Linked DNA regions of Homo sapiens: region 2 is linked to region 1. A link is an interaction called in ENCODE POLR2A ChIA-PET data of the cell type or tissue named here. Cell type or tissue: Panc1. All regions are shown on one strand.

Region 1 (5,000 bases):
AACCATGCCTGTCTCTGTCTTTGTCCTTTAAGAGATCAGCACAGGGCCTAGCGCATAGTAGGTGCTCACTAAATACTGTAGCAGCTGGTATTGTTGGGAAATGATGCTGGGAGAGGCTGCTGCTGGAGAGAAGGGAGCCACCGACCGCCCTGCAGGCAGTCAGCGCCCTCAGTCCCTTCCTCCTCGCGGGCCGCAGAGGCTCCCCTTTCCCCGAGACGATAAGAATGCCCAGACGCCCCAAAACCCAGGCCGCGCCCCTCCGGGTAGAACTACAGTCCCCAGAAGGCCGCGAGGGGCGGAGCCACCAGCGCCCGCCCCGCCCGGGCCCGCCATGCCGCACAGCATCATGGGAGTTGTAGTTCAGGCCCTGTCCCCCGGGCAGCCGCTGGCGCGGACGTTCGCGGAGCAGCCCGGCGCCCGCGCGGCTCACGGGGCCCTAGGACCCCTCCCCTGGGGGACCTCCACCCTCCGCAGGCCTTTTGAATTAATCCTACTGCGCCGGGGACCCCAGGACAGTTCTGTCGCGTACTCCCGGGACCCTTTAAGGGGCGGGGCTGGGATCCTGCCCCACCCTTGACTCCCCCACCCTCCTCTCTCAAACATCACCCCGGGCGCTTTAAAACGCTTGATCTCGCTGGAACCTTTTCGGTCTCCGTTAGCCACACCTTGATTGTCGAGTGTGTGTCTGGCCCTTTGGGGACAGCGCTTAAAGTCGGGGTGGGCGGGGGAGGGGATCACCGACATTCAGTCTTGAGTGACACACCAGATGACCCCACCGGAGAGGAGGAGGGTGGCACAGGGGCCTGACGGACCTGGGGTATGGGCAAGGCTTCCAGGGGCCGGTGACATTCAGACTAGGCCTGGGTTGGCCAGGGCAGGAGCAGGGAAGGGTGTTCCAGTCAGAGGGAACAGCATGAAGGAGGGCTTCGAGGCTTTAGGGGAAGCAAAAGAAGGCCTGGGAGGCTGGCAGGCAGAGAACGGCTGGGGAGGGGCCGCTGGGAGGGGTGGAGAGGTGAGTAGGGCCCGTGGGAAGCACCTGGCGAAGAGTGTTTCTGATCCCCAAATCCAGTATGCGTGCCGGGTTCTCGGGCAGAGTGGCCAGGCGGAACGTGACCAGGGTTCAGTGGCAGAGCCTGGAACCAGCCTGGGGGTCCTGCTTCTCAGGCCCCGGCGTGTCCTTAGGGGAAGGGGAAGGAGACTTCCCAGGGCAGGGCTGCAGCAAGAGCTGGCACAATGCCATCCTCAGGGGGCACAATGCCCCCTCAAATCCCAGAAGCAAGGGGTTTGAGGAGGGAGTATGGGATATATGGGGAGGAGCAACATCCCTGCTGCTTGGAGGGGGAAACTGAGACCCTCACAGATTTTTGCTGAGTGAGCTTCTGTGAGGTCCAAGAAAAATCTTTTCCTCCCCGGCCTCTAGCTGTCAGGAGCCCGCCATGAAAAATAGGGGAGGGTCATTTTCACACCCTCCCCCATTCCAGATGTGGCAGGAGCAGGAAGGATTTGTGCCAGATGTTGGGGTCTGCGGGCCCAGCAAGTTGCCTGGGGCTCTGCTATTGAAAAGTGAACCTTAACTGGGTTGGCTGCGCTAGCGGTGATGGCCGTGAGATCCTGGGGGATGTGCTCCGTGGCCCTGGTCATGTCTGAAGGGAGAGGCAGGGAGCCCAGGCCTCACTGTCAGCAGCACCTGACTTTTGCTTCCACGGTCACCCTGGCAGATCCTTCTCAGCCTGCTTGACTCAGGGCATGACTTCCCTGCCTGGATCCCAGGCTTCCTACCCTGCCCCTCGGGCCCCTGGACTTCTCCAGAGTGTTCTGGACACGAGTGGTCCAGCAGAAATGAAGCTCCTTACCCCACTGAAAACGTCGGGTGTCTGTGCCCTGGGTGAGGATGGCACCCAGTGTGGCCTCATCCCCCAGATCAGAGGCCTGGCTCTGCTGGGGTTTGTCTTTGATTAATAAAAAATGGGGAAGCAAATCAATTAGCCCTTCACAAATGCAACTCAGATGGCAGGAAAAAAAATCTCTCATGATGCTTGGGGGCCTCTTCTTCACAAAAAGATGGGAACACACAGAAAGTGTTGGCCCGAGACCCCCGCCTCCCATCCTGATGGGAACTGCACACGTGCTTGAACAGGGAGAGGACACTGAATATGTACAGATTAAAAACTTAGGGTATGTGGGGCCATGGGGGTGCGGGGAGGGGTGAGGGGGGCGTTTGTTCTTCAGGAGCCCCTTCTCCACTGGCAGCCCTGGCTCCTGAGGACCAGGCACAGTCTTCACCTCTCTTCACCTCTTTGATTGAATTTCAGGGTCGATATTCTGGAAGCCAAGTGGTTTCTCCAGATGTCTGCTGGCTGTGTTGGAATCTCTGGAACGCTGGCTAAATGCAGATTCCTGGGCCCTCTTGCTCTGACATCCTGATACGTGGAATCCAAGGTGGGGCCCAGGAGTTTGGATTCTTTTTTTTTTTTTTTTTGAGACGAAGTCTCTCTCTGTCGCTCAGGCTGGAGTGCAGTGGCGTGATCTTTCACTGCCAGTCTGCCTCCCAGGGTCAAGCGATTCTCCTACCTCAGCCTCCAGAGTAGCTGGGACTACAGGTGCATGCCACCATACCTGGCTACTTTTTTTGTATTTTTAGTAGAGATGGGGTTTTGCCATGTTGGCTGGCCTGGTCTCAAACTCCTGACCTCAAGTGATTTGCCCACTTAGGCCTCCCAAAGTGCTGGGATCACAGGCATGAGCCACCATGCTCAGCCAGGAATATGGATTTTTAAGCAGCTCTTGAGGTAGTGGTGGTGGGCACTGAGTGGAGACCACTGCTCCAGAGTGGCGGGCAGCAATGGAGCCTCGAGCTCACAGCTCTGGAGTCTGCCAGATCGGGGTCCGGTCCCAGCTCCACTCTGACTGCAGGACATCTGTGATGTCCCCTTTCTAATCCTTGGGTCCTTGTCTGCAGAATGGTGATAATACCAGCCTCCTCAAGGGGTGCAGATAGAGAGCATGCTGTTCAGTACTGGGTAGCTGTTATTATTACTTTTATTGTTATTGGGAGGGAAGGAGGAGGAGGTGGCTGCTTTTGAGTTTTTTGTTTGTTTTATTTTTATTTTTTGAGACAGAATCTTGATCTGTCACCCAGGCTAGAGTACAGTGGCACGATCATGGCTCACTGTAACCTCTGCCTCCTGGTTTCAAAAGATTCTCCGGCCTCAGCCTCCCGAGTGGCCGGGACTACAGGCGTGCGCCACCACACCTGGCTAATTTTTGTATTTTTTGTAGACATGTGATTTCACCATGTTGGCCAGGCTGGTCTCGAACTCCTGACCTCAAGTGATCCACCCACCTCGGCCTCCCAAAGTCCTGGGATTATAGGTGTGAGCCACTGCGCCTGGTCTGCTTTTGAGTTTTTTGATTGCTGTGGAAATGCCTCTCAATACACAGTATGGGCGAGGTGCCCTTCTCCCTACACGCAGGGAAACCTGCGCCCCAGAATCAGGGCCTCATCAGAGCTGGAGACTCACCCAGGGCCTAGGGGTGTGGCTTGGAATGTCTATGGGGTGGGGTGGGCCGGGTGGTTACCCCTGTGGGAGGAGGGTTGGGGATGCACGGCAAGGATGGGCACGACAGGACCCCCAACCCTGCTCTAGAGAGCCCTCCAGGCCCCCTGGGCTGGGGGACCGGCTTTCTCCTTCTGCCTGGCCATTTGACTGTTGCGCAGTGCAGCTCCTTGTGATGCATTAGCTTGTCTGTTTCCTCTTTGGGCCGAGTCCTCTGAGCAGGGCCCTCTGTCTACTCTTTACCCTCTGGCCAAAGCAGAGGGTTTCTGTCCTCCAGACCTGGCCTGCAGATCCGCCATGGGGGTGAAATTGGGACATGGGTGTGGCTGTGTTTACCTGCCCAGCACCCCACCCTCTCAGTCACCCTCAGGTCCCTTTTTGAAGTGGTCCCCTGTCCTTCAGGAGCACACCTGTCATCCCAGGCTGGCCAATCAGCACATGGTGAGCATGCAGTCATGTGACCCAAGGCAGGCCAGTGAGATGCAGGCCTGGGACCTGGGAGCAAAGAAAGGGGAAGGGAAGCTCTCTTTTTGCCAGGGAGCCTAGGCTGGTAGGATACAAGGTTGGAATTGCCAGGGTCAACTGTGTGGGCAGCCTGCGCAAGATGAAGCCAACACTAGACAGCAGAGCTGAGAAATTGACAGGGGATGGCGGGAGGGAGACATTGTTTGAACACCTGTGTATTAGTCCGTTCTCACATTGCTGTAAAGAAATACCTGAGACTGGGTAACTCATGAAGAAAAGAGGTTTAATTGGTGCACAGTTCTGTAGGCTGTACAGAAAGCATAGTGCTGGCATCTGCTTGGCTTCTGGAGAAACTTACAATCATGGCGGAAGGTGAAGGGGAAGCAGCCATGTCACATGGCCAGAAAAGGAGCAAGAGAGAGAGAGAGAGGGGAGGTGCCACACACTTCTAAACAACCACATCTCATGAGAACTCACTCAGTATCACAAGAACAGCACTAAGAGGACGGTGCTAAACCACTCATGAGAAACCCATCCCCACGATCCAGCCACCTCCCACCAGGCCCCACCGCCATCATTGGGGTTGACAATTCAACGGGAAATTTGGGTGGGGACACAGATCCACACTATATCAACCCGGATCCAGCCTTGCCTGACACGGTCTATCCCTTTTGGCTTAGGACAATTTGAGTTGGCTTTCTGTCCTTGCGACTAGTTCTGATGAATGCAGAAAGCTTATTTCACCCATATGTCTGTCCTTCTGTCTACCTATCCATCCCATATTTACTGAACACCTGCTCCGTACCAGCCCCTGTTCTGGGGCCTGGCCCCAGCCCTCCGTTTGAAGGGACAGGTGACAAAGTGACGAGCCTTTTAGAGCATGGGACACTAGGAGCTGCTGCAGAGGTGAGCCCTGGTGGCTGTGGCTGTGAGAGTCTTTGTGTTGTGGGGAAGGGGAATCCAGGCAGGCTTTGTGGA
Region 2 (5,000 bases), 120 kb after region 1:
CCGTCACTCACTGCCGGAGAGGCCCTGCACGTGGATATTAGAGTTTGCTGGGTTTTGTTTGTCCTGAGCGAATGTCCGTCCATGTACAGGCTGATGGATTTTGTAGGTGCAAGGTCCCTAACGCAATCAATCTCTCTCCTCAAAAGACCATGAGCATGCCTGGACTCAGAGAGCACCGTGTGTGGGGGGCTGGCGTGGGCACGTGTCCGCAGCTGGGACTGGCTTCTAGGGTTCTGGGCTCAGGCAGGAGGGCGGGGTCCCAGGAGGTCATCTCTCTCTCCTTACCCTGGAGCCTTTGGAATTTGGTTTCCAAATGTCCTGAATTCCTGTTCATTAATATGTGGCTCAGTACAGTGCTTGTCCCGGCAGCAGGAGCTTGGTTGGTGTTAGTCTGCTGGGGAATGGGATAAAGCAGAGAAATGTCAAGCTTTCCCTTAAAAACAAAAAACAAAAGCAAACCCTCACATCTCCCACCAATAACACACCATTGTTATCCCTGTACTTAAGACATGTTGTTGCCGGGCATGGTAGCTCACACTTGTAATCCCGACACTTTGGGAGGCTGAGGCGGGTGGGTCACCTGAGGTTGGGAGTTTGAGACCAGCCTGACCAACATGGAGAAACCTCGTCTCTACTAAAAATACAAAATTAGCCGGGCATGGTGGTGCATGCCTGTAATCCCAGCTGCTGGGGAGGCTGAGGCAGGAGAATGGCTGGAACCCGGGAGGTGGAGGTTGTGGTGAGCTGAGATCGCACCATTGCCCTCCAGCCTGGGCAACAAGAGCAAAACTCTGTAAGAAAAGAAAAGAAAGAAAGAAATGTTATTTTGGAAAAACATCTGCCTGAACTCCAGGCAGTACCAGCACCTTCCTTGTGTCCAGCGTTGCATGGGGAGTGCCAGACAGCAAGGCCCCACTTGTGGGCAGGTCTGTGCACTGTGACATGCCAGCCTCTTCACAGCCCAGGTCATCCTCACCTCCACCCCATGAGGTGCAACTAGATGAAACTGCCACTTCCCAGATAAGGAAGATGCACAGGGAGCTAAGAGGCCCGGCTGAAGGTCCCACAGTGAGAAAAGTCAGTAGCCCAGCTGTGGGCCTGAGCCCCAGGTGCTCCAGTGGGCAGGATGGAGTCCTGGTCTTCAGCAAGGCTCAGCTTGGTGGGGGAGACACATCCCCGACCCCAGACAGACTTTGAGTTCTGGCAGCTGGGCACTGGGGGAGCTTTCTGGGAACAAGCGTGAACCACACATGGTCCCTGCCCTGGAGTCGCTTACATCTCCCAGGAGAGGGGGATACATCCACAGACTGTGAACACATGGGCCTAAGAGGGGCCACCCAGGGCTGCAGAACTGATCCATCCCATACAAAATCACTGAAAAGACCCCCACAGACCTTGCTTAAAAATAGTCTTCTTGGCCAGGTGCAGTGGCTCACGCCTGTGATTCCAGCACTTTGAGAGGCTGAGGTGGGTGGATCACCTGAGGGCGGGAGTTCAAGACCAGCCTGGCCAACATGGGAAAACCCCGTCTCTACTAAAAATACAAAAAATTAGCCGGGTGTGGTGGCGGATGCCTGTAATCCCAGCTACTCGGGAGGCTGAGGCAGGAGAATCGCTTGAACCTAGGAGGCAGAGATTGCTTTGAGCTGAGATCACGCCGCTGCACTCCAGCCTGGGCACTAGAGCGAGACTCCGTCTCAAAAGTCTCCTGGCGGTGTGTCCGCATCAGAGTTCAGGTCGTTCATTGTGAATGGATGGTGCATCTTTTACATCTAAGTGGACTCCTTTTTAAGCCGTATTTGAGACCTAGTTGGCTTTCCCTTCCCAAGAATGTCCTGGCCCATGGTCCTGGAGACCTCTGAACCTGGGTGTCCAGCTACTAGACACGTAAAAACCATTTCTAAGTACCCCTTGTGGGCCAGGCTTATATCTGTAATCCCAACACTTAGGGAGGCTGAGGCAGGAGGATTACTTGAGCCCAGGAGTTTGAGACCAGCTTGGGCAACAGGGTGAGACCCAGTGTCTACAAAGAGTAAGATGATTAGTGGAACATGCTGGTGTGCACCTGTAGTCCCAGCTACTTGGAGGCTGAGGTAGGAAGATCACTTGAGCCTGGGAGGTTGAGGCTGCAGTGAGTCTTGATTGTGCCACTGTACTCCAGCCTGGACAACACAGTGAGATCCTGTCTCAAAAAAAAAAAAAAAAAAAAAAAAGAAGCCCTTGTGTCCCTCCCCTGCAATCCTGTGCTGTGCCCAGAGGTGGCTTCCAGTCCAGAATGGAGAAGACGCATTCCGGCCGTCATGGGCTCTGGGGACCCCACCTCCTCCAGGCTGCTGGCAGATGGAGAAAATGTGTCTGGGGCAGAGGCTACGAGCTGAAGTTGCCAGTTGATAGCAGCACCTGCTGTATCCATCTGACCTTCCAGCTCTCACCTTTAACCTTTGCACTCTCCTGACCAGTATCTCCAAGGCCTCCAATCTCCTGTGGGTTGTGGGGTGGAAGTGAGAGGGGTAGGGGAGGGAAGAGGTCTGCCTGGGAGGAGCCAGGGAAGCAGCTGGGGTGGAAGCCCCACAGAGACCCCACTCCCTGGAATGCTTCTGGGCTGGCCGCACCCCCACGCTTGGTGCAGGTTTCTACAAGAAATTCAAATGTGTCTGCGGCTGGATTCTGCCAGGCTCCCCTGAAACCTGCAAACAAGAGCCCACATGTCCTCGAGGACAGCTTGCAAGAGAACGGGGGACGAGGAGCATCTAGCGAAAACCCAGGATGAGTGCACGAGGTGCCCCTTCCCATCCTGGGCCTCACAGGGCAGCCTGTGGCCACCCCCATCGCCAGCAGGGCTGGGTGGGAGTGGGGAAACAAAGACTTTATTTTAAAGAAAAGATGGGCCAGGCATGGTGGCTCACGCCTGTAATCCCAGCACTTTCGGAGGCTGAGATGGGCGGATCATGAGGTCAGGAGTTCGAGACCAGCCTGGCCAACATGGTGAAACCCTGTCTCTACTAAAGATAAAAAAAAATTAGCCAGGCGTGGTAGCACATGCCTGTAATCCCAGCTACTTGGGAGGCTGAGGCAGGAGAATCGTTTGAATCCAGGAGGTGGAGGTTGCAGTGAACTGAGATCGCGCCATTATACTCCAGCCTGGGCAACAGGGTAAGACTCCGTCTCAAAAAAAAAAAAAAAAAAAAAAAAAAGCCAGGTGCGATGGCTCACGCCTGTAATCCCAGCACTTTTGGAGGCCAAGGTGGGAGAAACATTTGGGTTCAGGAGTTCGAGGCCAGCCCGGACAACATGGCGAAACCCTGTCTCTACTAAAAATACAAAAATTAGCCGGGTGTGGTGGCAGGCACCTGTAATCCCAGCTACTCAGGAGGCTGAGGCAGGAGAATCACCTGAACCTGGGAGGTGGAGGTTGCAGTGAGCAGAGATCGTGCCATTGCACTCCAGCATGGGGGACAAGAACAAGACTCTATCTCAAAAAAAAAAAAAAAAAAAAAAGGATAAGAGAGCAGGTGCCACCGCTGAAAAATAATCCCGACAAATGCCTTCCCTTCTGCACCTCAAATTTCTCAACTAATTCCTCTCTCTGTTCCCACTGGGAAAGTCCCTTCTTCTGTTATTTGCCCCAAGGCCCATGTTTGCCCAACGAGCAAACTGCATTTGTTAAGTAACATAAGCGTTCTCATTTTGGGTTACTGAAGGGCAGAGATGATGCCTGTTAACTCCCATCAGCTCCCAGCAGACTGAACAGGCACAGTGGGCTGACACCATCCCACCCAAAGCAAAGAAATGTGGTGGAGGAAGCCTGGGGCGGCCTGGCCTGCAGTAAAGGTGCAGTGACCGTCAGGGACTGGGAGAGGCTGTGAATAGCATGGAGCCAGTCCCCACACCAGAGAGCCTTTGAAGGCTTGCTCCACGGAACCAATTGGGAACTGCTGGGCTAAGCCAGTTGGATGGAGGTGCAGTTCTGACCATCCCCGTGGCCACTCCCACTTCCCCTGGACAGCAGGGTATCCAGGGACAACTCAGTGGCTGTGGGATCACCCTGACTCTGCCATTTAGTAGGCTGTCCTTGGGGAGATGACTTCCCCTCTCTGAGACCTTGGGTCCCAGGGTCTCCCTCCTGGGTTGGGAGTGCTCTGTAAGGGCCAAGTGTCTTTCATGTCGCTGTCACCTCTCTTTCAGGTCTCCTGACTTCCCACCATGTGATGCAATGATCATCTTGCTGGATTTCTGTGATGAGAGAGGGATGCTGTGGTATAGAATAAACATGGAAATGGGTCTTGGGAAATTCCTCTGGAGTCCCTCTGAGGAGTGGTCTGTGATGGGACAGGGGCCCTGGAAGGGGAGGGAGGAAGGCAGGTGTGGCCGCCCCTTAGGAGGCAGGCAGAGGGCACCCTGCAACCAGGGTGCATCCAAGCGTTCCCCAACCTTAATGTGCCTTGACTCGCTGTGGGGTTTCGTTCAGATGCAGGTTCTGAGGGAGCAGGCCTGGCCAGGGGCTCCCAGGTGAGATGGAGGCTGTGCCAGCTGGGACCACATTCTTTGTAGTAAGGGTGTTACGAATTCTTTTCACCCTCAGTGCCCACGCCTGAGCCTCTGGCTGGAGGGAAGTGGGCAGGCCACTTGATGTCTGCAGAGATGCCTCCAGAAAGGCCCGAGAGCCCCAGAATGCATGTGCCAGGAAACACGAAGCAACATGAGGGTAAAATTATGTTTTTAACAGAAGAAAAGACCTCTGCCTTGCAGCGTGTAGACAGATTTCTATTCCCACCCCCACGCAGCCCCAGGGACCTGAAAGAATGTGGTTTTCTGAGCACGGCCTTCCGTTGCTGAAGGGGGCGGATCCACTCTTAAAAAGTTGCTGTAAAATGAATTTTTCTATATCAAATGCTATTTTCCAGTGGCTTGTGTTTTAAGACCATGGTTTCATTCCCACTGAGAAATACCCAGCCTTGGTGTTCCGGATGCAGCAACCACGAAGGGGTGGGGGCTCAAGG

Evidence for each region. Peaks named below come from ENCODE experiments on the same cell type or tissue, not always from the same donor. Only the 100,000 strongest peaks of a DNase experiment are listed, where the experiment ranks them.
Region 2: POLR2A ChIA-PET joins it to region 1 with 11 read pairs; 7 of 35 experiments call an interaction of 5 or more read pairs at or near these places.

The regions. Positions count from the first base shown.
Region 1 is chr9:129,202,618-129,207,617 of GRCh38, forward strand. The region is part of intron 1 of LOC105376289 (a long non-coding RNA gene); the gene reads left to right. Among named protein-coding and RNA genes, the nearest start is that of IER5L, 27 kb to the left of the region's middle. RefSeq lists an enhancer at 173-467 and a silencer at 221-630. In Panc1, no CTCF peak of the experiment used is centred here; no DNase peak of the experiment used is centred here; H3K4me3 peaks cover 884 bases; H3K27ac peaks cover 1,108 bases.
Region 2 is chr9:129,324,108-129,329,107 of GRCh38, forward strand. No RefSeq gene overlaps it. Among named protein-coding and RNA genes, the nearest start is that of LINC02913, 5.6 kb to the left of the region's middle. RefSeq lists an enhancer at 469-970. In Panc1, no CTCF peak of the experiment used is centred here; no DNase peak of the experiment used is centred here; H3K27ac peaks cover 1,130 bases.